Linked DNA regions of Homo sapiens: region 1 is linked to region 2. Evidence: chromatin loops called from intact Hi-C (ENCODE). Cell type or tissue: gastrocnemius medialis. All regions are shown on one strand. Each heading gives the region's core, and the rest is flanking DNA. Links, peaks and the distances in the headings are about the cores only. Region 1 overlaps XYLT1 (xylosyltransferase 1). Region 2 has its middle 110 kb from the start of XYLT1.

Region 1 (8,000 bases), core at 1-8,000, 310 kb after region 2:
GTGTCTCTCTCTTTGTCTCTCTGTGTCTCTCTCTCTCTGTGTCTTTCTCTGTGTGTCTCTCTCTCTGTGTCTCTACCACACCCCCTTTCTCTCTGGATCTTTGGGTATTGTGGCCATAACTGTGGAATAACGCAATGGAATGCTGCAATTAATTAGAGGCAAACTGTGTTCAAATAGTAACGAAGAAGAGGCCAGCCTTCGGGACACTTAAAAACAAACAAACAAACAAACAAACAAAAAACAGTTAGGAGGCCTCTCTCCATAGAAAAGCTCTTCTGTGTGTGAGGCATTTTGTTCCAAAACAGACATGGTTGTTGTCATTTCTGGAAGGCTCTGCTCTCTCTCCCTCTGTCCTTGGGTCTGACTTTGCAACCTCATGTTGTCTCTGGAGTCTGACTCCTGTGCGTCACTTCTGACCCTGCCTCTTACCCACCGAGTGACCTTGGGCAAGCCTGGCTCAGCCTCACTGGCCCCATTTGAAGGGGCATTCATTTTTTCTGCGGAGAGCCAGATGTTGGCTTTTCTGGGCATGTAGTCTCTGTCATAGCTACACAACTCTGCCGTCCTAGCACAAAAGCACCACCTTCAGTGTGTGCACGAATGGGCATGGCTGTGTCCTGGAAGAACTTTATTGACAAAAGCAGGTGGTAGGGTGTTTTGCTGACCCCTGACCTACTTTTTGAGATAATTTTGAGGAATGAATAGCGATGCCAAGCCACGGGCTTAGCTCCGTGCCTGGTAGGTAATCAGCACATAGTAAACAATAGCTGATGTTTGTTTCTTCTTCTCGTTCCATTTTCTCTTGCATTTCCTTCCTTTTCGTCTTTTTCTCCTCTGCCATTATTTCGCCCTCTGCTGTGTATCTCTGTACCACACAGCTGTCTCTTATGCTGATAGGGAAAGAGCCAGGAGATGCCAGTTCAGATCTTTCCCTGCCACCTGCCTGCAGTCCCTTGGGTGCTCTGAGCGCTGTGACTGTCACTGTCATGTCCCCCTGGTGGGGTTGGGAAGAGGGGAGTGGGTTAAGTCAGGGGCTGGGCTCTGAGCACGCTTTGCTGGGCTCTTTGGTTTTTACCCCAAGGACTTAGCCTTGTAGGCTTGAGGTCCAGGCTAGGTGGCCTTGGGCTGCGTCAAACATAAACAAAGCCAGACCCTATGAAAGGGGTAAGGGCACATTTAATCAGTAATGCCTGTTGCAATAGGAAAAGCATCCAGCATGGAACTGAACTCAACTTGGATTTGTTCAGAGGTGACTGGGTGTTTTAAAGAGAGAAGGAAGCAGAGTGCGGTGGCCCACGCCTGTAATCCCAGCACTTTGGGAGGCCAAGGCAGGTGGATCACGAGGTCAGGAGTTCGAGACCAGCCTGACCAACATGGTGAAATCCCATCTCTACTAAAAATACAAAAAAAATTAGCTGGGCATTGTGGCACACGCCTGTAATTCCAGCTACTCAGGAGGCTGAGGCAGGAGAATTGCTTGAACCCGGGAGGCGGAGGTTGCACTGAGCAGAGATCATGCCATTGCACTCCAGCCTAGGCAACAGAGGGAGACTCCATCTCAAAATAATGATAATAATAATAATAATAATAATAATAAAGGGAGAAGGAGAGAGGTGGGAGGGAGGGAAGGGAGATGAGCTCAGTGGACTCAGGGAAGTGAAGAATTACCAAAAGCAGGAAGGGAGGGTTGGTCTATGTGTGACTCAAATGGGTTTGCTAACTGCTGTTTATGAAGTGTGGCTCCTGCTCTCTTACAGAGGCTGGGAGATGATGCCCTGTCTAGAGGTGTTAGCTGGAACAAACAGTAAATTATTTTGGCAGCCTTGAGTTTTCTAAAGCAGTCACTTTAAGCAGGAGCTGGGGTCATCCCAGGGATGTTGCCTTGAGCTGTGAGAAACTATGTTAGTGTTTCAGGCCAGGCGTGGTAGCTCACGCTTGTAATCTCAGCACTTTAGGAAGCCAAGGATTGCCTGAGCCTAGGAGTTTGAGACCAGCCTAGGCAACATAGCAAGGTCCTGTCTCTACAAAAAATTTAAAAAGCTGGGTATAGTGGTGAAAGCCTGTGTAGTCCCAGCTACTCAGGAGGCTGAGGCAGGAGGATCGCTTGAGGTCAGGAGGTTGAGGCTGCAGTGAGTCGTGATCATACCACTGTACTCCAGCCTGGGGAACAAAATGAGACCCTGTCTCAAAAAATAAATAAATAAAAAAGAAAGAAAGAAAGAAAAAGAAAAACAACGTTAGCATTTCATTCAAGTCTTTATAGGTAAAGCTGAGAGGCCCAGTAGAAAAAGGGGGCAGAGGAGGCTGACTAGAGTTTGATCAAGGACTAACTCTTGACAGCAGGTCATTCTTCCTCCCTGAGGATGATTCAGGACTTGAGGGGCCTGGGTTCCTCTCTCTATAGGAAAGTATTTATCGGCTGGGCGCAGTGGCTCACGCCTGTAATTCCAGCACTTTGGGAGGCCAAGGCAGGCAGATCACCTGAAGTCAGGAGTTTGAGACCAGCCTGGCCAACATGGTGAAACCCTGTCTATACTAAAAATACAAAAATTAGTCGGGCATGGTGGCGGGCACCTGTAATCCGTGCTACTTGGGAAGCTGAGACAAGAGAATCGCTTGAACCCGGGAAGCGGAGGTTGCGGTGAGCCGAGATTGCACCACTGTACTCCAGCCTGGGCAACAAAGAGCGAAACTCCGTCTCAGAAAAAAAAAAAAAAAAAAAGTATTTATCACTCAACTTCGATTTCTATCTGTTCTGTGTGTGTGTATTGTGTATGGAAGTAAAATACAAATCAAAAGGCTTGGCATGTAGCAAAACAGCCTACATAAAAGAATCCTAAACTTTTAATTTTAATAATCAGTAAATATTTCTGATTGTACTTATGTATTATGTCAGTAGTTCTCAAACTTGGTCTCAGGATTGCTGTATAGTCTCAAACATTATTGAGGAACACCAAAGAGCTTTGGCTTAGGTAGGTGCTATCAATTACTTCCTATATAGTAATATTTAAACTAAGGCATTCTTAAAATGTTTATTAATTCACTTAAAAACAGTCATAATAACCTATTACTTGTGTATATAAAATATATTTATGAAAAGTATGCATATTTTTCCCCAACGAAAACAAATTTAGGAAGAAGGGAGGCACTGTTTTACATTTTTTGCAAATCTCTGTAACACCTGGCTTAATAGAAGATAGCTAGATTCTCACATTTGCTTCTGATTTCTGATGCAGTATGACGTGCAGTGGAGTTTCTGGAAAACTCCACTGTACACTCATGAGAGAGTAAGCGAGAAAGGAAAATAATGTCTTTATATTATCGTGAAAATAGTTTGTCATTAAAGATCCCCTGAGAAGGCCTCAGGGACCCCCAACAGTTCCCAGACCACACTTTAAGAACCACTTTAAGTCACCATTGCAATCATTAATTCTATTTTAATAAATTATACCTAATATTTATTAAGTTCTAGGTATTAAGTGTTTTAAATTCATTGACTCTTAATTCTCATAACAGCCTCATTAGATTGGGTACTCATTATTGTCCCCATTTTACAGAGAAGGAAACTGAGGCAGACAAAGTTAGGCACTGTGCCCTGGGCCACACAGTGAGCAAAGGCCAGGGTCCAGATTTCAACCCACTGTGCCTCAACACTCTGCCTTTCCAAAAAGTCTCAGTCTTGGCCGGGCGTGGTGGCTCACGCCTGTAATCCCAGCACTTTGGGAGGCTGAGGCGGGCGGATCATGAGGTCAGGAGATTGAGACCATCCTGGCTAACATGGTGAAACCCCGTCTCTACTAAAAAATACAAAAAATATTAGCCGGGCTTGGTGGCGGGCGCCTGTAGTCCCAGCTACTCGGGAGGCTGAGGCAGGAGAATGGCGTGAACCCGGGAGGCGGAGCTTGCGATGAGCGTGATCGCACCACTGCACTCCAGCCTGGGCGACAGAGCGAGACTCCGTCTCAAACAAACAAACAAAAGACTCAGACTTGCTCATCAAGTGACAAGGCGCTAGCTTAAAATATCATCCTGCTGCCACTTGAGTGCTTAACATGTATCAAGCCTCTCACCCAATGTTGTTTTGTTAAATAGAATTATATGTGCATGACATATTAGTTAATCCCCACCTTACATTTGCAAAGTAGGTCTTCTTACCCCCTTCTTTTGTAGATGAGAAAAATGAGGCTCTGAGAGGTTAAACCTCTTGCCCTCCGTCTCAGAGTTAAGGAGCAGAGACTGGATTCCAACCCAGCCCTATCAGTCTCACTCCTTCCTGCCTCACCCTGTGCTGTTTTGCATCCCATTAACATGATGCTACATTGCAAAGGGCTTTTTACTTAGGGTTCTGTTAAAGCAGGGCCTGCCTGCGTCCAGCGTGGTCCACGGGTTTCTAAGTGCTGGCCAGCCACCTTTTGTGCATGCAGATGAGCTGGACGAGGGGCCTCTGTTAGGTCTATTTGCATTGGCAGCCTGGGTAATTGCATGTTCTAATTGGTACAGCCACACACACTGTGCTTCCACCGTTCGCCTACCCTGGCACGGAGGTCCTTTTGGAAGCAGGTGCAGGCCTCTCCCTGTTTGTCCCTCCCAGTGGCCTTGGTAGCCTTGGTGATTGGAACGAAGCCTCGGACACTGAGTTCAACACCAAATAACTACCCAGCCGGCTGTGCGTGCACATGGCACAAAAGGAAGCCGTAAACTGATCACGATGAGCGGGTGGGCCAGGCGCCCTCATGTGTGAGCAGTGCACCTGGCTGGGGTTTCCCTTTGGCCCTGTCCCTATTCCTAATAGCTGCGGAGAGGCAGTGGGGTATTGAAAGGCATGACCTCCAGACCTAGACAGCCTGGGTTCAAATCCTGGCTCCTCTGTTTCCTAGGTGTGTGGACTTAGTCATTTAACCTCCCTGAACCTTAATGTTCCAATCTGAAAAATGGGTAGAAAATATAGCGTCTTCTTTATCAGCTCATCATGGAGATTAAATGAGTTAGTACATGCAACAGGCTTGGAACGGAACCTAAGACATACGTGTTTCTTAAGCACTTTGGACGTGTCAGGCACTATCTTCTATGCTTGATCGATTCAGTCCCTGGGAAGTAGGTGCCATCTTCGGCTCTCTGGGATGGATGAGGAAACTGAGGCAAAGAGAGGCGAAATGTTCTGTCCCAGCTTGAAGAACCCCAGCAAATGGAGAAGGGAGGAATCAAACTCACTTCTTCCTGAGTCCAGACCTCTGAATCTCAGTGTGCTGCTATAGACGATAATAGAGGGATAGGGCTGCAGACGGGATGCGCTTTGAAGCTTCCATTTTGTCCTCAGTTCCTGGTCTCTTAAGGTCCATCGAATTGTTTTAATGAGCTGAAGTGGCAGAATTTTGTTCATTGAATATATTGATTAATAACTAACTCAGAATGGTTAGTAACACACATTCGGGACACATCATTTTACAGATAAGAAAATTGGACATCAGCTAATGCAATACTAGTACCCAGGTCTTCTCCTACATAAACAATAAGAGCAAAGGTGGATAGTTTAAAAATCACGGCAACCCACCCCCACCCCTCAGAAATGGGAGCAAGGGGCCAGGATTCAGTAGACTAAGTATTGATTCATCCTGAACCAAGAGAACCTGGGAAAAATGGAAACAGACCCACGTGTCTTTGCAGCAGCAGCGTGGGTCAGGTAACCTGCTTCTCGGAGCCATATTATGTTTAGCATATTTCTACCTGATTGAAATTGACTCTAAACATGCCCAAGGTTGAATGGGAATGGAGGACATTATTGCATTTAATTATTTCTCCAGAATAAAAATGGATTCTAGCAGCAGCTTAGAGGTAAGGCAACAGCAGAGCAATTAGAGTTTTGGAGCTTGCACACAAACATTTGAATGTGCAATCATTGTAATAAGTACATTAAAATAAAGTAAGTCAAAGGGTTGCATTAGCATAAATAACTCAAGGTGAGAGAGTTGGATTGATGAAGAGTAGAGAAGATGATGCCAGTTGATCACAATTGCGAAATAATAACCCATCTGTCCTCTAGGCAGAGACTGTCAGGGGAGAGAGAGTGTTAATTGGTAGAGTTCCCCAGTCTGGTTTACTGCTCATTCTTCTTCCAGCTTTGTGTGGTGGGCATATTCTAGTAGTTTTACATACACTCTTCCTCACTGAATTACCCAAGAGGTGAGGTGTTGTTTGTTTGTTTTGAGACAGAGTCTCACTCTGTCACCCAGGCTGCAGTGCAGGGCACGATCTTGGCTCACTGCAACCTCCATCTCCTGGGTTCAAGCGATTCTCCTGCCTCAGCCTCCTGAGTAGCTGGGACTACAGGTGCGTGCCACCACGCCCAGCTAATTTTTTGTATTTTTAGTAGAGACGGGGTTTCACAGTGTTAGCCAGGATGGTCTCGATCTCCGGACTTCATGATCCGACCGCCTCAGCCTCCCAAAGTGCTGGGATTACAGGTGTGAGCCACTGTGCCCGGCCTGAGATGGATATTATTATCATCCCCATGGATACCAAGGTGTTATCATCCCAATGTTTTAAATGAGGAAACTGAGACACAGAGAGTTTGAATCACTTCATTACTAGCAGTGTAGCCTCGGTCAAGTTATTTAACCTCTCTCTATGTTAGTTTCCTCCTCTTAAGGAGTACTAATACTGTCTGTTTTGGTGAGTTTTCAAGAAGATTCAAAGGACACAGAGCATGGGCCACTTGGGTGCTGGGCATATGATGGTTATTTTTTATGGGTCTGCCTGGAGACCTCCCAAGATTGGTTTTGTGAAGGGAAGGGATCCTGGGTTTGGCTTTCTGGATCTTGAGTCTCCACAGAAAGGACAGAAAAGCCAAAATCTGTTTGCCCCTTGGCAGTCAGATGAAGAGTTAGGGGGAACATGAAGTGATATGTCATGTCCATCCTTGGATGGCTGGATAAAGAAAATGTGGCATATACACACAATGGATGTTAGCTTCAAAAAGAAGAAAATCCTGCAACATACAGCAACATGGATGAACTCTGAGGACATTATGCTAACTGAAAGAAACCAGTCACAGAAGGACAGATAGTACACGTGTTTATTCTGCTTCTATCAGCTATCGAAAATAGTCCGAATCCTAGAACCAGAGAGTGAAGTAGTAGTTGCCAGGAGTTGGGGGATTGGGGAGGAGCATGGGGAGTTGCTGATGGACAGGCATAACATCTCAATCATGCATGCACAATGAAGAAGCCATAGAGACCTGCTGTGCAGTACTATAGCCAACAATATAGTAGTACATGCAACAATATACAACAATTTGCTGTATGTTGCATATAGTACTATAGTGTTGACTATAGCTGCATAGTCAACAATAATACACACTTAAAAATTGGTTCAGAGGGTAGATCTCATGTTAAGTGTTATTATCATAGTAGTCCCAGCACTTTTGGAGGTTGATGTGGGTGGATCACCTGAGGTCAGGAGTTCGAGACCAGCCTGGCCAACATGGTGAAAACCCGTCTCTACTAAAAATACAAAAATTAGCCGGGCGTGGTAGCACACACCTGTAATCCCAGCTACTCAGGAGGCTGAGGCAGGAGAATCACTTGAACCTGGGAGGCGGAGGTTACAGTGAGCCAAGATGGCGCCGTTGCACTCCAGCCTAGGTGACAAGAGTGAAACTCCATCTCAAAAAAGAAAAGAAAAGAAAAAAATGAATTGAAGGGGGGAAGCCAGAGAGAACGCCGCAGTCACTATAGAAAATGACAGTGACTCTGAGGGACAGAAATTCTCAGGCCTCCAATTCTCGCTGACTGCGCCTCTCTCTGACTTTTCTGGAAGCGATCTAGTATCTGTGAGCCCTTTTGTTCCAGAAGACAAAATATTTTCCTTCCCTCTTATACTCAAATCTTTTGGGTTCCCATGGCAGCTGAGTAGCATCTGGGGCCAGGCAGAAGTTCACAGGGCCACCACAAGCTAATCATCGCCATTGTGGTGGCCTGTCTTGAGTAGAGAGCGGGTATTAA
Region 2 (8,756 bases), core at 304-8,303:
GGCAGGTGAGAATCATAATAAATCTTACAATTTGCGACGTTCTCCTTGGTTCTTTTGGAAGCAAGCTTTGAGCTTCTTTTTTAAGATGCATCCTCATGATCCATGAGTCCTCTTAGCTCTAACCCTAAACATATTCTAAATCTAAACAGTTCTCTCTGTCTCTGCTGTTATCAGGCTAGTCAAGCTACTTCCACGTCTTGCCTAAATAACTGCAGTAACCTCCTCCTTATTCTCCATGCTCCCATCCTCACCTTCCAATTATTCAATCTTCATAGAGCAGTTAGAGTGATCATATTAAATATGATAATGACAACCTCCACTTTGCCTAGAATTTCTCAGTGGCTTACCGTTTTACCTGGAATAAAATCCCACAGTCTTCCACATCCTGGCCCCTGCCTCCCTCCCTCGCAGTCTCATCTGGTATTGAGCTCCAGGCTCTCAGTAACATCAATTAAGCAATTAATAGCCTTCTTTCTGTTCCTCCTATATTCCACACTCATTTTTTATTTTGTTTTGCTCATAGCTCTATCCACAGCACATATGACAGAGCATGGCATACAGCAAGTAATTAATATATAGTGATTTATTAATTGGTTATTTTCAAGGTCCTAATAACAATATGGAGAATTGGGAGATGGAAGGATGCTGATTACTGTGAGTGGTTTTTAAACAAAGTCTACCTGTTGGCAATTACATGGTTCCTGTGCTCCCCTACCACCTACTTAAGCTCTGATTTTCAATTTCCAACTTATCTGTCAGTTGACTCTCTAGACCAAGGATTGGCATCCTTCTTTCACTAAGGTCTAGATAGTAAAACACTGTAGGCTTTGAGGCCATTGGATCACTGTTGCAGCTACTCAACACTGCCCTTATAGTGCAAGAGCAGCCAGAGACACTATCTAAAGTTATGGGCCTAATGTGAGCCAGTGAAACTTTATTTACCTGTGGCATGCTGGGTCTGGCACACTAGTTGTAGTTTGCTAAGTCCTGCTTTAGACTATACATTTCTTGAATACCCTAATACATAGTTGGCCACCACTTACTCAGGGCCCGTTGAAGAAGGTCCATTGTGGTAGAAAGAAGAATTTACCCACTGCTATGAAAATCGAGAAAGCCACAGCCTTTCATTTCTGGGACCAGTTTCTGGCATCATGAATACTAGAATCAGGTCTGTATGGCACTGTGGCTTCCCCTACTGACAAACTGTGCAACCTTAGACGTGGTACCAAATCATTCTGTGCAGCAATCTTTTCTTCTACAAAATGGGACTAAATGATCTCTTGGGGTTGTTTTAAAGAGCAAAGAAGGTAACAAAAGTGAACCCAGATGAAATGAGAACCACCCAGCACACACATACAGGCACATGCACATGCATACACACCCTACAAAAACAATTTTGATCATCTGTTTAATTAACAACCGGACTTTTTCCTCTCCTGAGGGTTGTTTACAATCTAGGGGCACCACCATTGAATTGCTCAGGCCAATAGGAAACATTTCTTTGTGATGCTCTTTTGGGTAAGAGGAGAGTGAATAATGAAGCCACTGGCAAAAAGAAAAGATTTGAGGATTAAAAACAAGAAGTTTTAAAGGAGATGTTTATGTTGCGTGGTGTGTGATGTAAAACCTCCCTTCAGTACCATAAGATTGCAGTACAATATCCATTTCTTATTATTACATTGGGGAATTTGTGTGTCTTCAGTGGAGGGTAATCTTCTGAAGAGGTGAATCCTCCTTTATGTTAGGTATGAGCTGAGAACAAAGGCTTCTTTGCCTGGTACAAAGGCTTCTTTTCCTGGAGCTTAGAGGACTCAAGGATGGTAAGGATGCATCCTAACACCTACTAGGTGTTCAGTAAATGATAGTTCCATCCTCATTCTACTTTAATAATTTCATCTTTACAAAAAAAATAAATCTCAGCAATTCAGACTCAGTGCCAAAAATCAGTAAATCCCAGGTACTGGATGTTTACTAAAGGAAGAGAATAATTCAAATGAGGCTTGTCCTGTAGAGATCCCTCAAGGATACACAAAAATGGCTCACAGTTAGCATATTCATTCTTATTATATAAATGGATTCTACTAAAGTGCTGCTTAAAAGCAATTTGGTTATAAGCAGTTTAAGCATTCTCTTTGCAACCTTTTCCCCACTGTGTTCACAGCATCTTTGAGAAAATTTTCCCAAGAGCAGGGGAAACTAGAGATCAGCCCTTGCCTGAATTGTCACAAATTACAAATGAGTAATTGTCCTAGCACTCCTTGGGAGAGAGAAATGAACTTTGAGTTTAAAAACCTGATTTCCAATTGTCATTTTTCCATTTGTTAGCTGTATGATCACGAATAGCTCTGTTCTTCTTTCCTGTTTCAGTATCCTAAATAAATGGAAAAACATCCTGTATTCATGGGCTGGAAGACTTAATAATATTAAGATGTCAATATACCAAAAGAAATGTATAGCTCTTCCTGGCATTGTCTGATAACTGAACTGTGATTCAACTCCTGAATGAAGGTGCTCTAAGAAGTTATTGTCCTCATTGTTACTACTACCCTAATTCTGGACTAAGCAAACACACCCACAAACACATGCATGCACACATATACACATTTATCTTTATTTTTCCTTTTTTTTTGCTAGTGCTTTTGGTATCATGTCTAAGAATCCATTGCCAAATCCAAAATCATAAAGATTTACCTCTGTTTTCTTCCAAGAGTTTTATGATTTTAGCTTTTGAATCTAGGTCACTGATCTATTTTGAGTTCATTCTTCATATGGTGTGAGGTAGGGATCCAAATTCATTTTTGTGCATGTGGAAATTCAGTTGTTCCCTCACCAACTGAGACTATTTTTTCCTCCACTGAATGACTGAACAAACTTAGCACACTTGCCAAAAATCAATTGGAGATATATATATATATATATATAGGAGACATATATATAGGAGATATACATATAGGAGATATATATATAGGAGATATATATATAGGAGATATATATAGGAGATATATATATAGGAGATATATATAGGAGATATATATATAGGAGATATATATATAGGAGATATATATAGGAGAGATATATATATAGGAGATATATATAGGAGAGATATATAGGAGATATATATATAGGAGATATATATAGGAGATATATATATAGGAGATATATATATAGGAGATACATATATATGAGATATATATAAATAATAGAAATATATGTATATATCTGGACTCTCATTTTTATTCCACTTTTCTATATGTTTATCCTTATGTCAGTATCATGCTGTTTTGATTACTACAGATTTGTAGTAAGTTTTGAAACAGGAAAGTGTGAGTTCTTCAACTTTTTTCGTCTTTTTTTAAGATTGTTTTAGTTACTCAGGGTCTCTTGTAATCCCATGTGGATTTGAGGACTAGCTTTTCCATTTCCACAGAAAAAAAGAGGCCATTGCAATTTTAATAGGCATTGCATTCAATCTGTAGATTACTTTCAGTGTATTGACAGTTTAACAATATTGCATCTTCCAATCCATGAACACTGGATGTTCTTCCATTTATTTAAGTCTTCTTTAATTTATTTCTGCAATGTTTTGAGTTTTCAGTGTACAAGTCCTTTACTTCCTTGGATAAATTTGTTGCCAGGCATTTTATTCTTTTAGATGCTGTTGTAAATGAGATTGCTCCCTTAATTTCCTTTTTGGATTGTTCATTACAGGTGTGTAGAAACATAACTGGGTTTTGTATGTTTATCTTGTAACTTGCAACTTTGCTGAATTGTTCATTAGCTCTAATGGCTTTTTTATAGATTCTTTGGGATTTTCTATATATAGGATCATGCCGTCTGTGAACAGAGATAGTTCTACTTCTTACTTTCCAATTTAGATGCCTTTTATTTCTTTTTCTTGTTTAATTACGCTGGATAGAATTTCCAGTGCAGTGTTGAATACCATTGGTGAAAGGAGGCATTCTTGTCTTGTTCCTGATCTTAGGGGGAAAGCTTTTAGTCTTTCACCTTTAGGTGCAATGTCAGCTGTGGGTTTTTTAAAATAAATGTCCTTTATCATGTTGAGGAAGTTCCCTTCTATTCTATCTTTTCTGAGTATTTTTATCCTGAAAGGGTGTTGTATTTCTTCAAATGCCCTTTTTTATATCAATTGAGATGATTATATATTTTTTGTTTATTTTATTAATGTGACATATTAGATTGATTGATTTTCTTATGTTGAACCACCCTTGCATTCCTAGAATAAATCCCACTTGGTTATGACATATCATCCTTTTAATATGCTGTTGGATTCAATTTCCTGGTATTTGTTGATTTAAAACAATATTTTTGATAAAAGTCAAATCCTCCAAAAATCCACTGTAACGATAATAATGGATATTAGCCTTCTCTTTCCTGCCTACATATAATTTGTCTTTATAGTACTATCACTAGACTTTCACTGTGATGATATATTTGCTGCACGGAGGGTAGCTTAGCTAAATAATGAGATTCTGCATCTTTAAATGTGTGTGTGTGTGTGTGTGTGTGTGTGTGGTGCGTGCGCTTTGGAGTCAGAGCTTTGGAGTCTGAGCTTTGGAGTCAGCAAGATCTGCATTCAGCTCCCAGCTCTGTCACACACCATCTGTGGGAACCTGGACAATGTCTTAGCTTTCCTGAGCTCCAGTTTGATCACAGGAATAATTTAATCTCTAGCTCTCAGAGCTGTTAAGAAAAAAAGAGCAGACGAGACACTGTATGTAAAACACTTAGCACACTTCCTAGCATAAAACAGTCTTGATCAAAAGAGCAAATCGCTGAGCTATTGGTATTATTTAGATTTGACAAATTACAAATATGTTTTGTTCATGCGTTTTTTTTCCAGGCAGTTAGTTTTGCTGGGAAGAAACTGCTCAGTTAATACGAGCCTGTGGTGGTGGCTGTGTGGTTGTATCTATCCAGCCAGATGTACTGTGAAAACAGTTTCATCAACTAACCAGATGTGTTCACAGTGAAGACTGAAGGGTTTTTATCCAGATGCTGGTGCAGTTCCTCGGGGCTCAGTGATTTCCTTGCTTTCAACTTTACCAGCCCAGAGAGGGTTTCCTCTTCCTGACCCAGCCTGGCTCCCCCTCCATGGTCTCCCTTCCTGGCTGAAAGGAGTATGCGATTCTGCATTCAGTCACTAGATGGCGTTTGACTGTTTCCAAGAAGGGAGCTTGACTGAGTGGGTGCCCTCAATCAGAGGCTGCTGGAATTTAAGGTCAGGAATTTCAGCCACAGCCTAAAGTCGTGGCCAGATTACAGACCAGTAGGAAGAGAAACTGCTCGTGCTGCTGCTTCGTTTATTTCTCTTCTTTTTCTCAAGAAATGATGCTATGGTGAGGGTAGAGTCACCAAAATTTTTCAAAATACTGATATAGAGTGATTTCAGTATCCATCTATGCGAAAGAAAAAGCTATCTCCTATTCCAGGAATGATGTGGCAACCTTACAAACTAAAGCATGCTCAAACAATCACCATGACAAAAGTTCATCATAGAGGGTGGGACTGCCTGCTGGTTAACAACACCTCTCTGCAGTCAGACTGTCTCCACTGATATCCAGAGGTTTCTACTGGTGACCTACCAGCTGTGTGATCTTGGGCAAGGTGCTTAATCTCTCTGTGCCTCAGTTCCCTTATCTATAAAATGTAAAAATAATAAAACCTAGCTGTGGGCTTTGGGGAAGAATAGATGAGACCATGTACAGAACTCTGAGAATAGCTCCTGGCACATGGTAAGTCTTCAATAAGAGACAGCTATTATTCATTTAGCCAACATTTATGAGAGGTCAGAAGAGTACCCCCTGCCAAGAGTGGTTGTGAGAAGGAAATGAGATAACACAGGCCAAGCGCTTAGAATGTTGCTTGGGACACAGAAAGAGCTCCATCAAGGTGTGCTATCAAAATATTAAGAAGAAAAAGATTACAGGCTGGGCACAGTGGCTCACACCTATAATCCCAACACTTTGGGAGGCTGAGGTGGGCAGATCACTTGAAGTCAGGAGTTTGAGACCATCCTGGCCAACATGGTGAAACCCTGTCTCTAGTAAAAATATAAAAATTAGCCAGGCATAGTGGTGCGTAACTGTAATCCCAGCTATTCGGGAGGCTGAGGCAGGAGAATGGCTTGAACCCAGGAGGTGGAGGTTGCAGTGAGTCAAGATCACACCACTGCACTCCAGCCTGGGCAACAGAGGGAGACTCTGTCTCAAAAAATTAAAAAATTAGGAAGAAAAAGATTTCAGGCTGGGCGTGGTGGCTCACTCCTCTAATCCCAACACTTTGGGAGGCCTAGGTGGGAGGATCACTTGAGCCCAGGAGTTTGAGACCAGCCTGATGAGTCCCCATCTCTATAAAGAAATCATAATCATAATCATACAAATATTAGCTGGATGTGATGGCACACGTCTGTTGTCCCAGCTACTTGGGAGGCTGAGGTAAGAGGACCCCTTGAACCTGGGAGAGAGAGGTTGCTGTGAGCTATGATTGCACCACTGCACTCCAGCTTGGGCAACAGAGCAAGACCCTGTTTCAAAAACAGAAAAGAAAAGTTTACAAAATACTGACATAGAGTATGATTCCATATTTAAATTAAAATATGTGAAGAGATGGAGGAGTGGTATGTGATCTCTTTTTCCTCTTTCTCCTTCACCTCTGCCGCTAATCTGAAGAAGCTTAAATACATACAGTAATGACAGATTCCACCCTGGGGCATTAGAGTGAGCATTTTGCTGGATGAGTGAGAAGGTTCAAGGCCCCCGACAAAAAAAGAGTTTCCTGGTGATGGGATGCCATGCACCTTCACAGCCTGTGCTGGATCATGACCTTTACTAATGACCCAGGTCTCCTGGAGAAGGGGTCTTAACACTTACAGGGTCATGGTGACTTTTGCAGTCTGAGGAAGCCCAAGGACCCCCTTCTTAAAATGATGTTTCTAAATGCATGTGAAATAGACTATATCCGATTTTACAAAAGAAGTCTGTAATCTAACATAAACTATCTGTGGTTACCATAGGTGCAAAGTCATTAATATTGCTGTCAATTTTGCTTATATTCATAATTAACTGAAACGCTGCATTTGAGGTGGAAATTAGTTAAAACTGATATGCACATTTTCCCCATCCAAGTCACACAGCCCTGAATTTTATGCACAGGTCTTCTGGGTCAGGGAGCCCCGGGTAAAGAACCTTGGTAGGACAAAAACATAGTATTCCTACCACCTTAGGCAAGCTGTCTGAGTACTCGAGATTGTGCTGTTTATTTCAGGAACAACAGACGTTCCATTATGCTCCTTAAAATCTAAGTGAATTGATTCAGAACAAATAGCTTATCACCTTTTTTTAATTATGAGATTGAGGAAAACTACAACTGCACCTTATGTTGAGGGAAAAAAATCCATCTAGCTGACATTGGAGGGTATCAACAGCTGACTTTTTTTTCCTAATACAGCTATTCAATATAAAGCAAATTGGTTTAGATGATCAATGGGAAAGAATACTGTTTTAGGGCTTAACGGGAACAATTTCTCCTTCCCTTAAAAAGTTCTCAGTTCACAACTGGATTGATGTGCCTCTTATAAACCAGTTTGAAAGTAGTGTCACATTGCTTTTCATTTAAAAAATAAAATAAAAACCTTTCCTGAAACTTTAGGTCCCATGTGTGTATGTGCGTATGTGTGTGTGTACACATGTATGCATATATGCACATTTTATCCCAGAATTCCAAGACTAAGATAAATCATTCCATACTGGATAGAGAAAGCCTTTTTGAGATTGTTTCCAGCAAGAAACAGCTAGAACAGGGGGAGAATACAACAGGCTAGAGAGAGAAAGAAGGTAAAAAGATACCTTCTCCCTGGCTCCCTTGAAACAAATGTGTTTTCTTATTTATCTTCCTTTGTGAGATCAGTTATGGTAATTTTGTACTATCAGGGGAACTGCCCTTAGAACATTTATCCCAGTTTCAAGGAGTTCAAGGATCAAAAAAATAAAAAGGATTATAGAATGTTCCTCCTTTGATTTTTCCCCACCTATGATCACCTTTTGCTTCTCAAAGCAGAGCCCAGAATATACTTATTTCCCAGCATACCCGCAGCACATGCCCAATGCAAACACTTCTCCTTAAAAGAATCTCTATAATAATCCTTAGCTAACAATTTGATAAAGTAAGGGCATATCAGAACAGCCTGGTCTAAGGTTGAGCTATGATCATTTCAACACAAAACCAAGCCAAGAGTTTGATTGGTCAAAACAGCCAATTCTAAGGAAAGAAAAAGGAAAAGAACTACCTATTAGGGTAAAGAATCCACATCTCATCCCTTAAGCAGAAGCTGTTGGTGCCTTTCAGTGTTATCTTCCAGGACAGTCTAAACAACATGGAAAGCTTCACTGAATTTAGATCAAGAAATTTTGTTTACAGGTGTTTGACTCATATGTGTCTACAGTTGTGTGTGTGTTTACATGTTTATTTCTTACATTGTATGTGTTTGCTTTTGCATATCTGTGTGTTATATTTGGGTATGTGTTAATGTGTTTATATGGTGGATATACCAATTATGCATTGTGGGTTAAATGACAGGCTAGATACTACTTCTTCTACTGGACTCCAGGATTATGCTTTGCGTGATGTTGAACAAATGCCATCAAAGAAAACTCAGTCATTCTTAGTTGACTCAAGGGCCCTTGATGTAGAGAAAGCCCTGGAGAGGGAAAGCTGAACCCGTGAATCTGTGGAACTTC

Evidence for each region. Peaks named below come from ENCODE experiments on the same cell type or tissue, not always from the same donor. Only the 100,000 strongest peaks of a DNase experiment are listed, where the experiment ranks them.
Region 1: a loop joins it to region 2, with 5 times the contacts of the local background. A loop is called at or near these places in 5 of 110 quality-filtered maps.

Annotation. Positions count from the first base shown.
Region 1 is chr16:17,263,390-17,271,389 of GRCh38, reverse strand. All of the region lies in intron 2 of XYLT1 (xylosyltransferase 1), which reads left to right. Among named protein-coding and RNA genes, the nearest start is that of XYLT1, 200 kb to the left of the region's middle. RefSeq lists an enhancer at 4,201-5,072. In gastrocnemius medialis, for the core only: no CTCF peak of the experiment used is centred there; DNase peaks (open chromatin) are centred at 529 and 4,619.
Region 2 is chr16:17,575,874-17,584,629 of GRCh38, reverse strand. No RefSeq gene overlaps it. Among named protein-coding and RNA genes, the nearest start is that of XYLT1, 110 kb to the right of the region's middle. RefSeq lists an enhancer at 5,268-5,769. In gastrocnemius medialis, for the core only: a CTCF peak has its summit at 5,166 (motif pointing right); a DNase peak (open chromatin) is centred at 5,169.